Regions from separate parts of the Homo sapiens genome. Here regions 2, 3, 4, 5, 6 and 7 are each linked to region 1. A link is a contact called in ENCODE Hi-C or POLR2A ChIA-PET data. All regions are on one chromosome and are shown on one strand. Each heading gives the region's core, a stretch centred on a gene start or an enhancer-like site at or near the end of the contact. The rest is flanking DNA. Distances are from core to core; before and after follow the strand shown.

What was found. Hi-C counts contacts between places; a loop is a spot of excess contacts on that map. ChIA-PET counts read pairs that join two places held with the same protein, here RNA polymerase II (POLR2A). Pooled maps may share reads with other maps.
Region 2: a loop to region 1 is called in a map of naive thymus-derived CD4-positive, alpha-beta T cell, with 26 times the contacts of the local background. The contact joins the promoter of LIG1 here to the promoter of RRAS in region 1. A Hi-C loop is called at or near these places in 1 of 168 maps with a recorded cell type or tissue (naive thymus-derived CD4-positive, alpha-beta T cell), 1 of 37 single-sample maps with no recorded cell type and 8 of 50 pooled maps.
Region 3: a map of B cell shows a loop between it and region 1 (32-fold over the local background). The contact joins the promoter of SYNGR4 here to the promoter of RRAS in region 1. A Hi-C loop is called at or near these places in 2 of 168 maps with a recorded cell type or tissue (B cell and CD8-positive, alpha-beta T cell), 1 of 37 single-sample maps with no recorded cell type and 7 of 50 pooled maps.
Region 4: a pooled map shows a loop between it and region 1 (19-fold over the local background). The contact joins the enhancer-like site here to the promoter of RRAS in region 1. A Hi-C loop is called at or near these places in 7 of 50 pooled maps. POLR2A ChIA-PET finds 5 or more read pairs at or near these places in 3 of 52 experiments (K562, RWPE1 and WTC11).
Region 5: a map of naive thymus-derived CD4-positive, alpha-beta T cell shows a loop between it and region 1 (19-fold over the local background). The contact joins the promoter of LMTK3 here to the promoter of RRAS in region 1. A Hi-C loop is called at or near these places in 2 of 168 maps with a recorded cell type or tissue (CD4-positive, alpha-beta memory T cell and naive thymus-derived CD4-positive, alpha-beta T cell) and 7 of 50 pooled maps.
Region 6: a map of heart left ventricle shows a loop between it and region 1 (6-fold over the local background). The contact joins the promoter of SPHK2 here to the promoter of RRAS in region 1. A Hi-C loop is called at or near these places in 2 of 168 maps with a recorded cell type or tissue (heart left ventricle and naive thymus-derived CD4-positive, alpha-beta T cell), 1 of 37 single-sample maps with no recorded cell type and 13 of 50 pooled maps. POLR2A ChIA-PET finds 5 or more read pairs at or near these places in 1 of 52 experiments (GM10248).
Region 7: a map of natural killer cell shows a loop between it and region 1 (9-fold over the local background). The contact joins the promoter of DBP here to the promoter of RRAS in region 1. A Hi-C loop is called at or near these places in 3 of 168 maps with a recorded cell type or tissue (heart left ventricle, naive thymus-derived CD4-positive, alpha-beta T cell and natural killer cell), 4 of 37 single-sample maps with no recorded cell type and 12 of 50 pooled maps.

The regions. Positions count from the first base shown.
Region 1 is chr19:49,638,862-49,641,417 of GRCh38, reverse strand. RRAS (RAS related) reads left to right here and starts at 1,275. Exons shown (of 6, transcript NM_006270.5): 1 at 1,275-1,472. The coding sequence starts at 1,320. It also overlaps a transcript of SCAF1 not described here. RefSeq lists enhancers at 1-88, 89-758, 759-1,428 and a silencer at 1,149-1,538.
Region 2 is chr19:48,169,064-48,171,619 of GRCh38, reverse strand. LIG1 (DNA ligase 1) reads left to right here and starts at 1,276. Exons shown (of 28, transcript NM_000234.3): 1 at 1,276-1,379. ZSWIM9 (zinc finger SWIM-type containing 9) reads right to left here and starts at 940. Exons shown (of 4, transcript NM_199341.4): 1 at 906-940. RefSeq lists silencers at 748-887, 1,688-1,737, 1,768-1,837 and an enhancer at 1,135-1,794.
Region 3 is chr19:48,363,081-48,365,636 of GRCh38, reverse strand. SYNGR4 (synaptogyrin 4) reads right to left here and starts at 1,270. Exons shown (of 5, transcript NM_012451.4): 1 at 1,100-1,270. It overlaps TMEM143 (transmembrane protein 143), which reads left to right and starts at 1,697. Exons shown (of 8, transcript NM_018273.4): 1 at 1,697-1,739; 2 at 2,106-2,346. The coding sequence starts at 1,717. RefSeq lists enhancers at 976-1,125, 1,496-1,615, 2,096-2,145.
Region 4 is chr19:48,491,671-48,494,226 of GRCh38, reverse strand. It overlaps LMTK3 (lemur tyrosine kinase 3), which reads left to right. Exons shown (of 15, transcript NM_001388485.1): 12 at 118-533. Among named protein-coding and RNA genes, the nearest start is that of LMTK3, 19 kb to the left of the region's middle. RefSeq lists an enhancer at 1-311 and silencers at 324-373, 564-1,043, 873-1,064, 1,064-1,273. Within about 2 kb of position 1,271, at least 26 of the 41 ENCODE cell types and tissues checked have a DNase peak (open chromatin) inside an H3K27ac peak, as active enhancers do.
Region 5 is chr19:48,510,555-48,513,110 of GRCh38, reverse strand. It overlaps LMTK3 (lemur tyrosine kinase 3), which reads left to right and starts at 1,276. Exons shown (of 15, transcript NM_001388485.1): 1 at 1,276-1,610; 2 at 2,519-2,556. The coding sequence starts at 1,535.
Region 6 is chr19:48,618,253-48,620,808 of GRCh38, reverse strand. SPHK2 (sphingosine kinase 2) reads right to left here and starts at 1,303. Exons shown (of 7, transcript NM_020126.5): 1 at 1,266-1,303; 2 at 256-407. The coding sequence starts at 294. It overlaps RPL18 (ribosomal protein L18), which reads left to right and starts at 1,631. Exons shown (of 7, transcript NM_000979.4): 1 at 1,631-1,668. The coding sequence starts at 1,666. RefSeq lists enhancers at 960-1,049, 1,210-1,889, 2,160-2,556.
Region 7 is chr19:48,636,090-48,638,645 of GRCh38, reverse strand. DBP (D-box binding PAR bZIP transcription factor) reads left to right here and starts at 1,267. Exons shown (of 4, transcript NM_001352.5): 1 at 1,267-1,790. The coding sequence starts at 1,652. It overlaps CA11 (carbonic anhydrase 11), which reads left to right. Exons shown (of 9, transcript NM_001217.5): 9 at 502-700. The coding sequence ends at 527. It also overlaps the pseudogene SEC1P. RefSeq lists an enhancer at 50-219 and silencers at 830-1,049, 1,220-1,329, 1,560-1,679.

The DNA of each region.
Region 1 (2,556 bases), core at 26-2,525:
TTGAACCCGGGAAGCGGAGGTTGCAGTGGGCCAAGATCGCGCCATTGCACTCCAGCATGGGCTACAAGACGGAAACTCCGTCTCAAAAATAAACAAATAAAAATAAACTTAGAACCTAGAAGCCCGACCCCATAGCCGCCTCGTTCAGTACAGAGAAGTCTGAATTCCGAATCCTCTCACTCAGAGCAGTGTCCAGACTCCTATTTCCCTCCTCCCTCCGACTCAGGAGTCTGATTCTTCCTTCCTCGGATCCAAGAGTCGGTCTCCCAGACTAGTCCTGGTCTCAAGCTCTCACATACGAATTCGGGTCCCCCCAAGCCAGTGCCCTCGCTCGGATCCAGAATCCTGGGTCCCCAGCCTCTCCAATTCCTGGACCTAAGAGTCCAGGCCCCCGGCTCCCTCCTTTACCGAACCTAGTACGAAGGAACCTGTCTACCTTCCTCCCTGACACCCTCCTCCCCAGGACCCAGGAGTCCACATCTCCAGCCCCATTTTCTCCTAAGGACCCAGGAGTCTGGGCCCTCTGCTTCCTTCTCCTTCAAGACCCAGAAATCCTGGCCCCAGGCTCTTCATGACCCAGGCATCCCTACTTGGGCGAGCTGGCTCATGGATTAGGAATGCAGTGATCTCACGGCCCCTCCCTGCCCCGTTACCCTGCTGTCCCCCTCTAGGGCCCCACTCTCCTCCCAGTCTGTCTTCCGCTTGGCTGGGACAGCGGGAACCGGAAGCCTGGGTCCCTTAGCGGGCGGAGACTCTAGCTTCTAACCCAGACGCCGGGGTCGAAAGCTTGGCTAGGATCCCAGGAGGGAGGTGGAGCTACTCCTCAAAACCTGCTGCTTCCTCGGAGCGCCCTATATACGGCCGCGCGCGCGAGTCGACGAGCTCCGCCTACCATACTAAGGCCTCGGAGACGATGCCCCAAGCAGCAGTGTCACAGGGGTCCTTATTTGCATAGCCCCTCCCCTGAGGAACTTTCCGCCCCGTCTGCTGAAAGAATAAATTCTTATTAGCATAGCCACGCCCACAGACCGCCCTCCCGCTGAGAGCGCGTGGCGCCGCTCAGGGCAAAGCACAGGTCTCTCATTAGCATAGCCCCGCCTCATTCGGAATTCCCCTTCGCAGCGAACGCCGTTCCCTTTCCCTTATTAACATAGCTCCTCCCTTTCTTTGGCCCGTCCCCCTCCTTAAGTGTCCGGAGACGCGAGCCCTCCTTGCCAGAGCTCATGATTATGCAGTAGCCTCATTAGCGTAGCCCGCCCCCCCGGGTCCCGCCCGGCTCCCCCGCAGGCGGTAGCGAAGGCAGCAGCAGCGGTGGCGACATGAGCAGCGGGGCGGCGTCCGGGACAGGGCGGGGGCGGCCCCGGGGCGGGGGACCTGGGCCCGGGGACCCCCCGCCCAGCGAGACACACAAGCTGGTGGTCGTGGGCGGCGGCGGCGTGGGCAAGAGCGCGCTGACCATCCAGTTCATCCAGGTAGTGGGCCCTCACCCGGGAGGGTGTCCCCCGGGACCCAGAACTGAGCCCTTGGGGGGATCCCCGAGACCCCTTTTCCCCCTTGACCCATCACTGAGACCCTCCTATAAGGCCCTCTAATCTTAAAAGATCCCCACAGATTGTAACCTAAACTCTTGGAGAGCCTCCATCCCCTGCACGGGGGACCCTTCCTTCTGCACTCGCATCCCGAGACCCACTATTCCCTCTCCCAGTGCCTAAGACCCCGCTTACCTGCTGACCTGGCTTTGAGCACCTCCTGGGAGCATGCTAAATACAAAATACTCACCCCATTCGGACCCTAAGCACTCCCAGGACCCCCACCACGCCCTTGGTGCCACCTTCCACCACCCTGAGCCCTATCTCCCCCAAATCCCAGTCCCCAACTTCCCCTCTAAGCCATTGAGAGCCTTCCTGGGAGAATGCCAGTGCCCAGCACCTTTGAGATTCCACCACGTTCGATTCTTTTTTTTCTTTTTTTTTTTTTTTGAGACAGAGTCTCACTCACTCTGTCACCCAGGCTGGAGTGCGGTGGAGTGCAGTGGTGCGATGTTGGCTCACTGCAACCTCTGCCTCCTGGATTCAAGCAATTCTCCTGCCTCAGCCTCCCAAGTAGCTGAGACTACAGGCGAGTGCCACCATGCCTGGCTAATTTTTGTATTTTTTAGTAGAGACGGGGTTTCACCATATTGGACTGGTCTCGAACTCCTGACCTCGTGATCGGCCTGCCTTGGACTCCCAAAGTGCTGGGATTACAGGCATGAGCCACCGTGCCCGGCCCCACGTTTGATTCTTAGCCCCTTCCATGACTGCCCCCAGAATCTAGAAATTCTACCCAGACCCTGGCCCTGAGACTCTTCTGGGACTACCCAGTCCTAAGAGAGTCCTGCTCTCCGACCCGAGATTTAAAAAGACATCCTGCCCCTTGGCCATTCCAGAAATCTCCAAGACCCCAAGTCCTGACAATCCCCCATTCCCGGAGGCCCAAACCTCCACTCTCCCACCCCACCCCCAAGGAAAACCAGCCCCTCCTCCATCCCATGCTTTCTCCGCTGCAACTCCCTGA
Region 2 (2,556 bases), core at 27-2,526, 1.5 Mb after region 1:
CTTTGGCCTCCTCCCACCGCCTTATCCCTGGTTCACTTGGAGCCTGTCATCTTGATTCCTAATTCCAACTCGTCTCCTCCTCCGCAGATGTGACCCTTAGGTACAGTTGGAATCTCTCCTCCCAAAATACGACCCTTAAGCTCAGATGTCCCTTAAGGACATCTCCTCAAATGTGTTCTCAAATTCCAGCTAAAACCTCCTCCCCTTCCAGCTGTGTCTCTCACCCAAGAGTAACTTCTAACTCTCGTATTCATCTGGAACTCCTCCTTCCATGTGCCAACAGTTGGCTGTAACCCCTCCAAAGACGCTCCATCTCCAGATGTGCTCCCACATCCAGGCCACGGACCCCTCACCCGGTCACATGCTTCATGCACCTGTGGCTCCGCACTCCCCAGATGTGCCTCTGGCGTGCAGCTGTTGCCCCTTCCCCCGATTATGACCCTATGGCTCGCCACATGCAGCTGTAGCTGGGGCTTCCCTGAGACACTCTCATCTCCAGATGTACTCCCCACATGCAGTTATCCACGCTTCGCCTACAGGTGTGTGCCCCACTTGTGGCTAGTTCTCCTCGGAAGTGTCACCAGTATTCACCTGTGGTCCCCTCCTCCTCAGATGCGGCCCCCAGTCCAGCTGTGGGCCCCTCCTCCCAGTTACATCCACCATCCCCCGCAATATGCATCTTCGTTCTAGACATGGCCCCTCGTCCTCGGATGGGCTCCTTCACCCCAGATGCTCCCCCCACGTCCAGCTGCGCGTCTCCCCTCGAGCAGCCCCATCCAGCCCGCTCCCGACCCTCCTACTCCCCCCCTCCCCGCCCGCTGCGGCACCTTCCAGCCCCGCCGTCCCACCTAGCTGTGCCTCTCCCCTCCCCAAGATGTGCACCCTTCCCGCCCCTCCCCACTCACCTACCCGCCCCGGAGCGGCGTCCACCTCCCACAATGCCCCGCGCCCAGGCCTGGCCCGGCCCTTGCTCCCGGGATGCCCCGCGCGGTCTCCCGCCTCTCTTCCCGCCGTGCCTCGCGGGGGCGCTTCCACCGATTCCTCCTCTTTCCCTGCCAGTCACTCCTCAGACCCTCAGCCACACCCGCTCATCCAGGGCGAGGGAAAGCGCGGGCATTTTCCCAGTGTGCTCTGCGGGAGGGCTCGCCCCACTTCACCCCTTTTCCCGCCCTCCTCCCATTCGGGAGACTACGACTCCCAGTGTCCTCCGCGCGACGGCGGCGGTGCGGACGGTGCCCAGGTCCCGCCCCTAGGCTCTGCCCCGCCCCCGCCCGCAGACGTCTGCGCGCGAATGCCGTGGCGCGAACTTGGGACTGCAGAGGCGCGCCTGGCGGATCTGAGTGTGTTGCCCGGGCAGCGGCGCGCGGGACCAACGCAAGGCAAGTGGGGCCGTCCGCAAGCAGATGGGAGGCGGAGGGCGGCGGGTGCGCCGAATGCTTGGGGCCTATGCTTCGCCATGTCGGGGTGTCTGCAGAGGAGTGGGCGTGGGGACGCTGAGGCTGCCGAGAGCGCGGTGGAGACGGAAGAGCGCGGGCTGCGGGCCGCCGGAGAGTGCAGAGAGGTGTCTCCCAGAGGGAGGGGGGCCAGGTAGAGGGTAGACGAGAGACAGAGACAGTTGGACAGGTCCTCTGAGAAGAGGCCTTGAGGTGCGAGTTCACCTGGAAAGGGGAGAGGCCAAATGGAACTGAGGGGCGGGGCCGGGGGGGGGAAAACTGTGTGGGCGGGGCCAGCTGGAAATCGGAAGGCCCCCCGAGGGGGCGGGGCTATCTGGGAGGGGGAGGGGCTGAAGGGAGCTAAGGGGCGGGGCCGGGGAAAAGATTGCGTGTGGGCGGGGCCACCTGGAAGGGGGAGGTGCCAAGGGTGGGGCTGGCTGGGAACCGGAAGTGCTGAGGGGGCGGGGGCCACCTGGAAGTGCTGAGGGGGCGGGGCTAGAAGAAGGTAAATCGCGGGCAGCAGCATCACCTGGAAGGAGTGGGCCCTACTGGAGGGAGATGGGTGGTGTCAGGGAGAGGTCAGTGGTAAGGTCCAGGTCTAGGTAAAGGGCTCGTAAAAGATGGAGAATCATCTGAATGGGGAGACGTCTGGCCTAATGTATGCTTGATAAAGGGATGGAGCTTACCTCTTGTTTTTACTTTTTATTTTGAAATAATTATAGATTCAAGGAAGTTGTGAAAAGAGTATATCCATCTTCCCCTAATGGTGACATCTTATGTAGTCCCAATATCGAAACCAGGAAATTGACATCAATACAGTTCTGTTAACTAGATTACAGACCTTGTTCAGTTTTCACCAGTTTGTGTGGTGTGAGTGTGATTGTGCATCTGTGTGCCCGTGCAGCTTGATTCCTTGTATAGATTTGTGTAACCCCCATCGTAATTGTGATATAGAACAGTTCCCTCTCCACATAAGAACTCCTCCCCAGGCCCCTGGCAACCGCTAATGTGTTCACCATCTCTAGTTTTGTCATTCGGAGATTGTTATGTAAATGGAATCATATATTATTAGGATGTTACCTTTTTTCTACTCTGCACAATGCCCTGGAGGTCCACCCAAGTT
Region 3 (2,556 bases), core at 21-2,520, 1.3 Mb after region 1:
GTCCCCGGAATGGAGTTGTGTGGGGTGAGGGGACTGCTGAGCCTCTTAGGAGTCAGGGTGTGGGGTGAATGGGCTGTCAGGGGCCCCAGAAGTCGGGGACGTAGGATGGGGGTGCAGGTGGGTCCCAGGGAATGAGGTTGTGTGTGCTGAGGGGGCTTCTGTGGGCCCCAGGAGTGGGGGGCATAGGATGGGGGTGCTGGGGGTCCCAGGAATGGGGTTGTGTGGTGAGGGGGCTACTAGGGGTCCCAGAAGTGGGAGGCATAGGATGGGGGTTCTGGGGGGTCCCAGGAAAGGTGTTGTGTGGAGAGGGCTGCTAGGGGTCCCTGAAGTGGGGGACATAGGATGCGGGTGCTGGGGGTTCCCAGGAATGGGGTTGTGTGTGGTGAGGGAGCTTTCTGGGGGTCCCAGGAGAGGGGGGCATAGGATGGGGATACTAGGGGTCCCAGGCAAGGTGTCGTGTGGGGAGGGCTGCCAGGGGTCACAGAGGTGGAGGTGCAGGATGAGAGAGTCGCTAAGGGTCCCCTGGGTTGAGGTGTGGGTTAAGGGGGTCTATGGAGGATTCCAGAGAGGTGAGGGCCTGGGGTGAGGGTGATTCTGGGGGTCCCAGGAGTGGGGGACATAAGTGAAGGGGCTGCTTCAGGTTCCAGAAGTCAGGAATGTGGGCTGAGGGGGTTGTTGGGCGAGAGGGCTGTCAGGGATCCCAGAGGTGGAGTGCAGGGGAGGGCTGGGATATTTGGGGACCACGTCTTGTGACCCAGGAGCTGAAGGGCCTGCAGAGGGACTGGGTCCTTCTGTGAGAGGACACAGGTGGGACTTTCTGGGGACTAGGGGGTGCGGCCATTGAGATCAGAGCCCCTGGGAGGTCTGAAACCGAATAATCCCTTTCAGGTTTGGGGGTGACAGCACCCTTCGTGGAGAACCCAGGTATCTCAGGGCATATTTCAGGCTGTCCTTGTCACTTGGGGCCATTTCCCAGAATAAGGGCCTCCCTTTCGAATTCAGCTCCATTTTCACGGAAGTGCACCTCCTCAAGCTGGGAGTCGGGACCTCGGATTTGTGGGGAACCTCAGAATGAGGCCACGCCCCGGCACTGGGCTACCTTCTTAGAATCGCGGTCTCCCCTTTAAGGACCTGGAATGGCAGTGCTGAGGTTTGGGGGTGACGGCACCTGAGAAGGGGCCGCCCCTTCTCTGGAGGGCCAATCTGCGTCACCTGAGGGCCCGCCCTTCCTTTCGCCACCCCCACCCCTCCTGGTCCCTAGCGCCACCTCAGCCTTCTTTTGGTTCCGCTTTTTCCCGCCTTTTCGCTCCTCCACAGCTGATTGGCTGCGCCCAAGTCCCGCCCCCTCCCTCTTTCCGCCTACTCAGGAGCTGACACGAGCCGGGGCGTGGCCTCGGCGAACGTTGGACTGCGCGCCGTTGGCGGACTGCGCGCGGGAGCCCTACCCCGCCCCATCCCTCTAGGGAGTCTCGCGTCCACACCGCCCCTTCCCTTTGTAGCAAGCTGACAAGGAGACACTCCTGCGGCGCATGCGTCGCGCCCAAACGAGGCCGGCGGTGGAGAAAGGCAGGCAACGCATGCGTAGTTGATGTAGGGAGTCGGCGGTGAGAAATGGACAGCCCGCATTGACCGAAGCTTTGCGCATGCGTTTTACTGCTGGGTGAAGCCGAACCTCGGGAGCCCAGGACGCCCTCCTGCACATGCGCAGGAGGCTCAATGACAGTCGAGCTTTGGCTAAGGTGAGGGAGAAATCGGGGGATTGCATGGCCAGGGAGGGCGGCCCTGCACCCCCTAGGTAACCTTTACGAGCATTTCCTGCTCTCCTAAGATCTACCTCGCTGTCTAGACCCCAAAGAAACGTTGTACCACTACAGGGTCTCTGGGCCTGAAAAACGCCCCAGAACCTAAGACCTCTGACCCCTGTCTGGGACCCAGGCCAACTGAGCAGTGTGGGAAGGGGACAGGCAACAGGGGCTTTGAGGCGAGCGGATGGGCTCTGCGCCCTGCCTGGGGTAGAGACGGCTTCTGGAGGGTGGGACGTGGAGGTGGAGAGGGCGCTTTTCCTCTAGATGGCCTTTGACCCCTGCCCATTTTCCTCTGTTTAGGCTCCGGGGAAAGGGTCTAGCCATGCTGCATGTGACCCGGGGGGTCTGGGGGTCCAGGGTCCGAGTATGGCCACTGTTGCCCGCGCTCCTCGGGCCCCCCCGGGCCCTCTCATCGCTGGCAGCCAAAATGGGGGAGTATCGCAAGATGTGGAACCCCAGGGAGCCCCGCGACTGGGCCCAGCAGTACCGCGAGCGCTTCATTCCCTTCTCCAAGGAGCAGCTGCTCCGCCTCCTAATACAGGTACCGCCTGTCCCAGGCCCAAGAGCCTGGGGACTACGGCTCCCAGCAGGCTTCGCGGCGGCAGGGCCCTAGTTGCTGCAGAGAGCTGCCCTGGCGCCTCCTGGGAGTTGTAGTTCCCGGGTCCCTTCGTGTTTCCCTAGTGGGCGGGAGATGAGCTGGAATGCAGGAGCCAGGTCTCCGAGATGCAGACGCAGCATCCATTCCCAACTC
Region 4 (2,556 bases), core at 22-2,521, 1.1 Mb after region 1:
AAAGTGGGTGCTGAGGCCCAGATTGTGCGGGGGTCTTATCTGAGGCCACACAGCTAGGTGGGAGGGCCTGCCTCAGTTTCACCGGGACAGGGGCTCACCAGGTCTCTCCCCTCGCAGCCAGGCTCTCCCGGCTCTCGCTGGCGCTGCCGCCGCTCACGCTCACGCCATTCCCGGGGCCGGGCCCGCGGCGGCCCCCGTGGGAGGGCGCGGACGCCGGGGCGGCTGGCGGGGAGGCCGGCGGGGCGGGAGCGCCGGGGCCGGCGGAGGAGGACGGGGAGGACGAGGACGAGGACGAGGAGGAGGACGAGGAGGCGGCGGCGCCGGGCGCGGCGGCGGGGCCGCGGGGCCCCGGGAGGGCGCGAGCAGCCCCGGTGCCCGTCGTGGTGAGCAGCGCCGACGCGGACGCGGCCCGCCCGCTGCGGGGGCTGCTCAAGTCTCCGCGCGGGGCCGACGAGCCAGAGGACAGCGAGCTGGAGAGGAAGCGCAAGATGGTCTCCTTCCACGGGGACGTGACCGTCTACCTCTTCGACCAGGTGCGGAACCCGAGAGGGCGCGGTTTCGGGGTCGCGGCCTGGAGGGAGCAGGAGCCTAGAGCCGGGAAGGGCCTGGCGGGAGGCCGAGCTTAGAGTTGGGCGGGGCCTGGAGGGAGGCGGAGCTGGAGTGGGGCGGGGCCTGAAGGGAGGCCGAGCTAGGGTGGGGCGGGGCCTGGAGGGAGGCCGAGTTAGAGTGGGGCGTGGCCTGAAGGGAGGCCGAGCTGGAGTGATGCGGGGCCTGGAGGGAGGGCAAGCTGAATTGGGGTGGGACCTAAGGGGAGCCCCAATCTAGAGTGGGGCGGGGCCTGGGGCGGGGCCGAGCTAGAGTGGGGCGGGGCCCAGGGAGAGGGCGGGCTGGGGGGCGGAGCCCAGGGCGGGGCCTGGAGGGAGGTCGAGCCTAGAGGTGCAGGGCCTGGGGCGGGGCCTAGACGAAGGCTGAGCTTAGGGTGGGGCGGGGTCTACAGCAGGGTTTGAAGGCAGGCTGAGCCTAGAGCGGGGGCGGGGCCTGGAAGGAGACCGCGCCTAGGATCGGGACAGAGTCTGGATCCGGGCCTGAGGGAGGCCAAGTCTGTGGCGCGGCAAGAGGAGGCCTGGAGAAAATCCAAGGCTGGAATGGGGGCGGAGCCTAGGGCGGGGCGGATGGAGCAGGGCGCGGGAAGGGCCTGAGGGGTGAAGGCGGGGTCTGGGGAGAGACTGGTCAGGGAAATGGGGCGGGACTAGGAAGATGGGAGGAGGCTTTGAGTGTGAGGGCAGGGCCTGGCAATGGGGCAGGGCCAGGAGTATGGGCCGAGCCTAGAGCTGGGGCGGGACCTAGGGTGAGGGCAGGGCTTGTGACGGGGGCGTGGTCTAGAGGGCGAGGAGAGGTCTGGAGAGAGAGTGTGGGTCTGGAAGGAAAGAGGGGGTACTGGGTAGTCAAGTATGGGATCCTGGAGAGGCTAGGGAGGAAGTGTTGAGAAGAGGCCTGGATGGTGAAGGGGCCTAGTGAGAGTTTGGGCATGGTTTGTTGACTAGAGTTCTAGTGTCTGTAGGCTGGTTCGGGTTGGAGCAGATCTTACCCACTAGGGAAGGGCCATGGCTAGGCTGCAGGTGGGCTTCAGAGATGGAGCAGGCAGTCTTAACGTATTCTGGGGTGAGGTCAGGGATGAGCGAACCTAACGACTGGGACGGGTCTTTAGAGAGATGGGTTGAGGAATGTGTTAAGAGTTAGGCCTGTCCCGGGTGGCTCACGCCTGTAATCCCAGCACTTTGGGAGGCCGAGGCGGGAGGATCACTTGAGGTCAAGAGTTCGAGACCAGCCTAGCCAAAATGGCGAGACCTCGTCTCTTAAAAAGAAAAAAATTATCTTGGTGTGGTGGTGCGCATCTGTAGTCCCAGCTACTTAGGAGGCTCAGGTGGGAGGATCGCTTGAGCCCAGGAGGTTGAGGCTGCATTGAGCCATGATCACAACACTGCTCTCCAGCCTGGGCGACAGTGAGACTCTGTCTAAAACAAAAAGAAAAACACAGGATATGGTGTTGAAGAGAAAAAGGGAGGGCGAGTGGTGCTGAGGAACTGGGACCTTGTCTAGATGAACCTGGGGCGGGCATACTGGGCTGAGATTATGAAAGGAATGGAAACAAGGCCAAGAACTGGGGCCTGGGCCACTGAAATGTTTTCAGAGGGGTGGGACTTGGAGGGCGGGAGCAGGTCTACTTCTGAGGGAGGGCTCAGGGGCAGGGTCACAGCATCCAGCACGGCATGCGCTCAGGATGGGGCAGGGGTTGGGAGGGCCACTGGAGCAGGTCAAGATCTCAGAGGTGGGTGGGACTGACGTGGACGGGGTGGGGCTTATGGAGATCGCTTTGGGTTAGGGGATCCGGTGGAGGCCTCACGTTAATGAGCCAGGAGAGAATCCCTGCGTTGGGCTACTTAGCTGTGCGCGGGGCTCCGCTGTCAGGAAAGGAGCCTCTGGCCAGGTTGAGGTTAAGGCTGGCCCAAGGCTTCGAAGCCAGATTAGGGGCTCCAGCCACCTCTCCAGAGCGTG
Region 5 (2,556 bases), core at 27-2,526, 1.1 Mb after region 1:
GCGTGTCTGTGTCTGTGTTGTGGGTGTGTGACTCTTTGTATGTGTTATGTGTGCCAGTGTGTGTTTATGTATGTGATGTGTGACTGTGGTGGGGTTCTGTGTCTTTGTAACCTTGTGTGAAAGGTGTGTGTATTTGTGATGTGTGTGTCCATGTCTGTTTAGGTATGTGATGTGTGCAACTCTGTGTGTCTGTGTATTTGATCTGTGTGCCTATGTCTGTGCTTATGTATGTGTGACTGTGTATATGTGCATGTTATATGTGTCTGTATGTATCAGTGTGTGGTGTATTTATGTGTATTTTTGCATGTGATTTATGTAGCCCTGTATGTATGAGTTGTGTGTGCCCGCATGCATGTGTATGTAGTGTGTCTGTGTGTATCCATGTGAGTGAAGCTTGTGTCCGTGTGAGTGATGCATGTTACGTGTCCGTATACATGCATGTATTATGTTTCTGTGTACTCATGTATGTGATGTGCCTGTCTCTGTGTAGCTGCTGTGTCCGTGTCTATGTTAGTTCATGTGATGTGTGTGTCTGCGTGTGTCTGTGCAATTGCTGTCTGTGCATGTCTGTGTGACGTGCATGTATGTGATACTTGTGTCTGTGGGTATTCTTTGTTGCCCATTTGTCTAGGGACTGTCTGCGTGGCTGTGACTATGAGTGTCAGCATGTCACAGTGGTGTCCGTGGGGATCTTTGTCTGTGGCGTGTGCGTCTGTGGATCTGGGGCTTTACTTTGTCCGGGGCATGTGTGGGTCTTTGTGATGCTTTGACGTTCCTGCGTGGCCGGGTGCATCTGTGCTGGAAGCTGGCCTGCCTGTGCGTTTCCAGTGCGGTCCCTGCGTCTTTGTGTGTGACGTGTACGTGTCCCCGTCTGCTGATGGCTGTCCACCTTTGTATGTGATGCGCTTGTCTATGAGGGTCCCTGCGACGTGTGTCAGCTGTGTGTGGGCTGCGCGTGCCTGACATCTGCATCTTAGCGTGTAGCACATGTGTCCATGCTGGTGGCATGTCACAGCGGTGTCCGGGCCAGGCACCCGTGGGCCCTGCCCCCCCACCCCCGCTGCAAGTGTGTGCCGGTCCCTGTCTGTCCCTCCCCCTCCCATTTCCTCCCCTCCCTCCTGGCAGCCAATGCTACGGGGGAGCCAGTTGCCATGACGACGCTCCATCCTCCCTCCTCCCACCCTTCCTGTGACAGGCTCTCTGCTCCCCCAATCCTGGCTGCCCTCGGGGGCGGGGCCCTCTTTCTCGCCCCCCCCATCCTACCCTCTCCCCCCCACCCCAGCAACCCCGGCTCCCCAGCATCTCTCCTCTGTCCGCCTCTCCATCCCTTCATCCGTCTGTCCCTTCAAAGAGGGGGAGGGGGGTACCTGAGCCAGCAAGCAGCCCCTCCCTCCCCCTGTCCTGCGTCTCCTGCCCCTCTCCTGGGCCGGGAGGAGGCCAGGGTCGCGCGGGTCCCCATGGCTGGGGGCTGAGGGCCCGCCCCCCCCTCCTCCCCAGCCGCCACCACCTCCACCTCCCTGCCATCCTCGACAAGATGCCTGCCCCCGGCGCCCTCATCCTCCTTGCGGCCGTCTCCGCCTCCGGCTGCCTGGCGTCCCCGGCCCACCCCGGTGAGTCTGTCGGGCCATCAGTCTGTCCGGTGGCCCCCACCCCCGCGGCGGCCTCGCTGTCTGCCCAGGGGTCTGTCTGCGGGTCCTGCCCCGTCACCTGGTGCGCGTCTTCCCGCAGCCCAGCAGGGCCCGGAGCGGCGGGGACGGTGCCTCTGTCAGCAGGGCCTGTGGGAGGGAGGCTGGGGGCTGGGTGGGGAGGGGGCTCCGTTTGGGCAACATGTGTGTATGCGTGCACGCATGTGTTTGTGCTGGTGTGTGCAGGAAGAAGGGGAAGGACAGGGCCTCTGGGAGAATTGGGGGCAGAGGACAGGAATACTATTTCTAAGGGGGACACAACACGGGAGGCTGTCTCTGGCTTCTGGAGAGACCCAGGGCTTGCGGAGTTCCCTTCTCTGGGTCTTGGGCTGGGGATAGAGAACATCGGTGTGCGCCAAGCGTCCCTAAAAGAGACAGATCTCAACCCCACAAACTGGGGGGTTCCAGCATGGGGCAAGAATCTTCTCCCAGCCTGCAGCTGAGAGCTAGTCCTCCTCCCCAACGAGGGGTAATGAGGCTGTCCACGGGAGCGTATTTTAAATTCTGCAAGCTCCAGACTTCACTATCACTCCTCTTTCCTTCAACCCTCATTGGAATTCATCCAAGCCTGGGGTGAGGGGATGGGGTGGGATGAGGTGGCGGGGGTCCCAGTTTGGGACGAGAAGAGAGACCCCACCCCCAATCCAACCACTTGGGAAGGCCCCAAACTACAACTCCCACAATGCCTTGGGCCACTCTGCACCTCTGCCAAGGGACCCTGGTCGCAGAGCATCACGGGAGTTGTAGTCCAAGACGTGCCGGGACGGGAGGGGGCATGATTCCGGTATCCAGGGACTTGAAGCTGGGACCCCAGCCCAGCCCTGTGCCCACAGATGGATTCGCCCTGGGCCGGGCTCCTCTGGCTCCTCCC
Region 6 (2,556 bases), core at 54-2,553, 1.0 Mb after region 1:
GGGATTACAGGTGCGCATCACCATGCCTGGCTAATTTTTGTATTTTTAGTAGAGATGGGGTTTCACCATGTTGGCCAGGCTGATCTCGAACTCCTGGCCTCAGGTGATCCGCAGGCCTTGGCCTCCCAGAGTGCTGGGATTACAAGCTTGAGCTACCACGCCTGGCCTCCAATTTTTTTTTTTTTTTTTTAAAGAAAAGCTTCAGATTTTGTCTTTCCACAGTATGAGGATCTTGGCTTTTAGATGGTCCCTTACCTGGTCCTGCTGCTCCTCTGCTTCAAGGTGTCCATTCATCTGCTGGTCCTCTGCTCTGTTACATCAACGGGACCCTGGCCCTGGGTCTTAAGCCATAGTAGGCTGGTAGGAGCAAGGAGTCAGGTCTCACTGTCCTGGCCTGACCTTCAGCTCTGTGGAGGAGAGGTAAGTGAGGAGCAGCATTGACAGCCAACTGCAGGAGGCCCTTCCAGGCTCAATGTGCCTGAGAACCAAGAGGCAGGGGCCTCCCTGGCGGGTGGGGGGAAGAGTAGATAAGTCATTTTAATCACTGCCCCAGCCAGTCCATCTGGTTGCACACAATATGTATGCTATAATAGGAGTGAAGGCTAATTTTTATTGAGCACTTATTATGTGCAAAATATTGACCTCAGCAGTTTTATTAACTTTCATAATCCTGAAAAACACCCCTGTGTGCCAGGCCTGTTGTCATCCCCTTTTTGTCCATAAGGAGAGTAAGGCCCAAAGAAGTTAAGTGATTTTCCCAAGATCACAGAGAGGTTAAATGACTTGCCCAATCACCCCATTAGTAACTAGCAGAGCCAGGATTTGAATTTGGTTATAGCCTTGCAAGGCCCCATCTCACCATCTTTCTTTGCCACTACTTCTCCCTGGGTCTCCATCTCACCCCTCTTTCTAGGTCTCCTTCCTACCCTTTGGGCCTCCATTCCCCCCACCCCCAAGCCACGGAGTCTCCATTTTGCCTCCCCTATGAAACTCTGTCTCCCTCTTTCTAGGTCAGGGAAGGGCCATCTAGGGGCCGGGGGAGAAGGAGAAGCGGAACTCAAAGGATGGGAATACAGGATGCTATAGATTGAGGTGCAGCAAGATCATCTCGGGTTAGACCTTAAGTAGGACTTCCCAAGCAGCGGCTGCGCCTACGAAGTGCAGCGCGAGATCAGGGAGCGGTGAACCTGATAAGGAAACGCCCGAAGCGTGGGGTCGGAAATTTCCAGATGCCCCGACTAGCCCTGCCAGCCCCGCCTCCTCACCTCCAACACTGGGCCCGCCGGGTCCTCCGGGAGCCACTGAGAGGCCGTCGGCGTCGGGCCAGAGCGTCACCGCGCGACGCATCGTGCTAGCTACACGCATCTCGCTCCCAGATCCCTTTCTTCCGGAAAGCTATCGAGAACACGGCCTGGGTAGGGCCAGAGAGGCCCCCGACGTGCTGGCCCTTCCCTCTTGGACGTTGCGCTTGTTCCTGCGCTCTATGCTCTCTGCCGTTATCGCCCGGCTAGTCAGTCGTCCAACTCACCACAGAGAAGTCCGGATCGTGGTAGAGCGCCGCGTCGCACCCATGTGACGTCACGGCGGCGCCACTCGCTTGAGGCTTTCCCCGCCCACCCCAGCCCGTTCTCTCTTTCCGGACCTGGCCGAGCAGGAGGCGCCATCATGGTGAGCTCGCTTTGCGGCGTTCGGGGCTGGATAATCCGCTGCCATCCGCCGTGGTTTTGGGCTAGGGGCACGCTGGAGGGCGGCAGGGGGTCTGCGGCTGCCCGGAGGGAGCAATTCCCGATACTGGGGACCTACTCTGGGGGCCAGGAAAGCAGGGATGGGTCAGTCATAGCCTACCGCCCCCACTTAGTAGATGACCAAGTGGAGGTACTCGGAGGCTGATATGACTGGGTTTACAAAGCCAGGAAGTGGCAGAGCCAGGATTCCGACCCAGGTGGCTGGACCCGCAGCCACTCTTAGTTATTTGGCTTTGCTGCCTTTATCTGGACCTGTCACTTTCTAGTATGAAAAGTCGGGTTCGATGGGGGCCGCGGCGGGTGAGAGGATCGAGAGCCGAATAACTGGATTTGGGGACCAGGCAGGTCTCTGAGTCTCAGGCCCCTTCCCACCTTGTGATGGTTTTTGAGCCTTTGCCCCAGTGTCTGGCTGTTCGTTGGGTACACAGTAATCTCATCTGACAAGTTTGTGAATTTGGGAAGAAATAATTCACAGGAGATGCTCATCACGGGGTTTTGCACACAGTAAGTGCTGCATAAGTGGAGCTATTAAATAGTTCTTGTAATTGTCAACACAGTCTGAAAAACTTAAGTTGCTCAGAAAGGCAGCAGGGCGGTAGGAGCCTGGCGAGGCGGCTCACGCTTGTTATCCTAGCACTTTGGGAGGCCGAGGCGGGAGGATTCCTTGCCCAGGAGATCAAGACCAGCCTGGCCAATATTGTGAGACCCTGTCTCCACTTTAAAAACGATGTTTTAAAAAGACACTATTTGGTAAGGGTTGTTGGATTGACTGATGCTGTAGGAGAGGTGGTTCTAGTAGTATTGCTAGGTT
Region 7 (2,556 bases), core at 18-2,517, 1.0 Mb after region 1:
ACCCTTGACCCCTGCCTTCCTATGGTCCAATTACCTACTGTTCTGTGCTTCCTATTACTGTGAATTTCCAAAATGGTACAATTTGGATCCTCTCTCCCTTTCCAAGTCGTACTACCTTACGCTGTTCCACAATCTGATGCTCCCTTCCCCCTTACTGAGAATCTACAAGGTACAACCCCTTCCCTCCACCTCTGCCTCCCTGTGGTTTAGCCCAGGAATCTCACACACCCCCGGCTTCGCAACATGGTACAGTCCACACCCCCCCCCCCCCATGAAGACCTTCAAGTAGTTCAGCCTACTGCTGAATCTGGACGTCCCGATTCCCCCCTCCTATTGGCTTCTTGTGGTTCAGCCCAGTGCTTCTCGACCTAGTACATTCTGGTTCCCCGCTCGCAGACTTCCGACGGTAGGGCCCAGCGCGGCGCAGCCCACGCCCCCTGCACACCCCCCGCCCCTTCCATCCTATACTGACGCCCCCTGCCGTTGTTCTCTGTCTTACAGTGGATGGTGTCCCCCATGGTCGCTGAGACTCCCCTTCGAGGATTGCACCCGCCCGTCCTAAGCCTCCCCACAAGGCGAGGGGAGTTACCCCTAAAACAAAGCTATTAAAGGGACAGAATACTTCCTGTTTTCTCAGTGGTCTGATTCTAGGCGCGGTGGGGAAACATTTGGGTATTAAAGAACAGACTTCTTCCGGAAACCAATCTTCCTCTTTCTAAACCTCCGCTCTCGGTATTTTGGCTTCCTGCTTCTCAAAACCATCTTTAGGACCGCGGCCCCTTTAAGCGGCGCCCCTTTTCCCCCCATCACCCCCCTCGCCATCAGGCAGCACGAGCAGAGCCATGTGCTTCCCCCTCCCGCCTGCCTCATTGGCCCAAACTGGGTCACGGTCCCGCCCCCCAGTACCGCCTCCCATTGGGCAAATGTAGGTCAGTGTCCCGCCTCCCACCGAAAGGCAAGGCAACTTCACGCGCTGAGCCCCTCACGCGCCCTCCTGGGCCCTGGCGGACCCAGAGGCCCCATTGGCTGTGCGTCTCAAGGTGTCGGAGACGATTGGTCCGTGTTTGCAGCCGGAGGGAGGCACGCGGCTGGGTTGCATGCCCATAGAGGCTGGCGGGGCTGGACGCGCCGGGCGGGGACCCGGAGGAGGGGCGCGCGCTGTGGCGTCGGGTGTTTTGGTTTGGATTTTTTTTTCCGCGAAAGAAGTTTGCTTTGGCCACGCCTCAAGGCGGCCGCCTCCTCCTGCCCCCTCCTCCGCCCCTCCGCGCACACCTCTCGGTGCAGATTGCAAAGCGCCTTCCGTTGCGAGAGCTGCAGATTTTGCAAGAGCCAGGCTCGCCCACCTTGTAGAAGGAGCGCCTTGAGTCCCCTCTCACCCTCGGTTGCAAAGAGCCGACCGCTTGATCTGGACACCCCCTCGCCCAGATTGCATGATCTCCCGGGACCCTCTTGAGTTGCACGTTTCTGCACCGAGGACCTCAAATCCCCGTCGCTCCTAGGATTTGCAGCGTTCTGGATACTGGAGGGTTGCAGGCTACACTCGCCCGCCCCTGGGCAGACACTCGTCCAAACCACTGGAGTGTGCTGGTGACTGGCAGGCCAGCCCTTCGCCTCTCCATGAACCCGTGAGCCTGGGGGCAGGTGCCAGGCGATGGCGCGGCCTGTGAGCGACAGGACCCCGGCCCCTCTGCTGCTGGGCGGCCCGGCCGGGACACCCCCTGGCGGGGGAGCGCTGCTTGGGTTGCGGAGCCTTCTGCAGGGGACCAGCAAGCCCAAAGAGCCGGCCAGCTGTGAGTTCTAACCCCCATCTCACCCACTTCGGACACCCTACCCCCTTAGGGACTCAGGTGCCGTGGGGTGGGGTCCCATAGAAACCTGCGTGCGGGGAGTCCATCTTCCCAACCTTAATCTACTCAATTACTCAGGTGTTTAGGCCCCTAGATCCCTTAGCGCCCAGGACCCAAAAGCGCCGGCTCTGAAGCCCGTCCACCCTAAGGACCCAGGCACCAACGTCCCCAACGTCCTCCCCGCTTAGTTCACAAGAGTGTAGGCCCCAGCCTCCTCTTCCTTTTGGTCCGGGAGTCTGGACCCCTGGGGTCCCAGGGAGGGGGTGTGTCGGGTGCTCACACGGTGGTGACACGGGCTTGGGCGGGGCGTCATGGGGTCACATGGAGTCTAGGGATGAGGGATGTGCCCCAGGAATAGAGCCCCTTCCTGCCCCTTACAGATGGTGGGGGAGGGGAAGGGGGTACAGCGCGCAGGGGATGGGGGTTGGGTAATTACAGTGAAATTACAGAGCTGTCATTTTTTCTCTCACCTGCCCAACCCTCCACCTACCCTGTCCCTGCCCCCCTATTCCTGAACTTCCGTCTCTCTTTCTCTGGTTCGCTGTCTTTCTGTGTGTCTATTCCTTCCCGGCATTCTGTCCCCATCTCTGTGAATCTGTCCACCTGTCTCTGCCACCCCCGTCTCCATTCTTTCTGGGTCTCTCTCCCACTCTGCGTCTCCGTCCCTTTTTCTCCCGTCTCTCCTCTCCGACCCCCCGTCCCCTCTTTC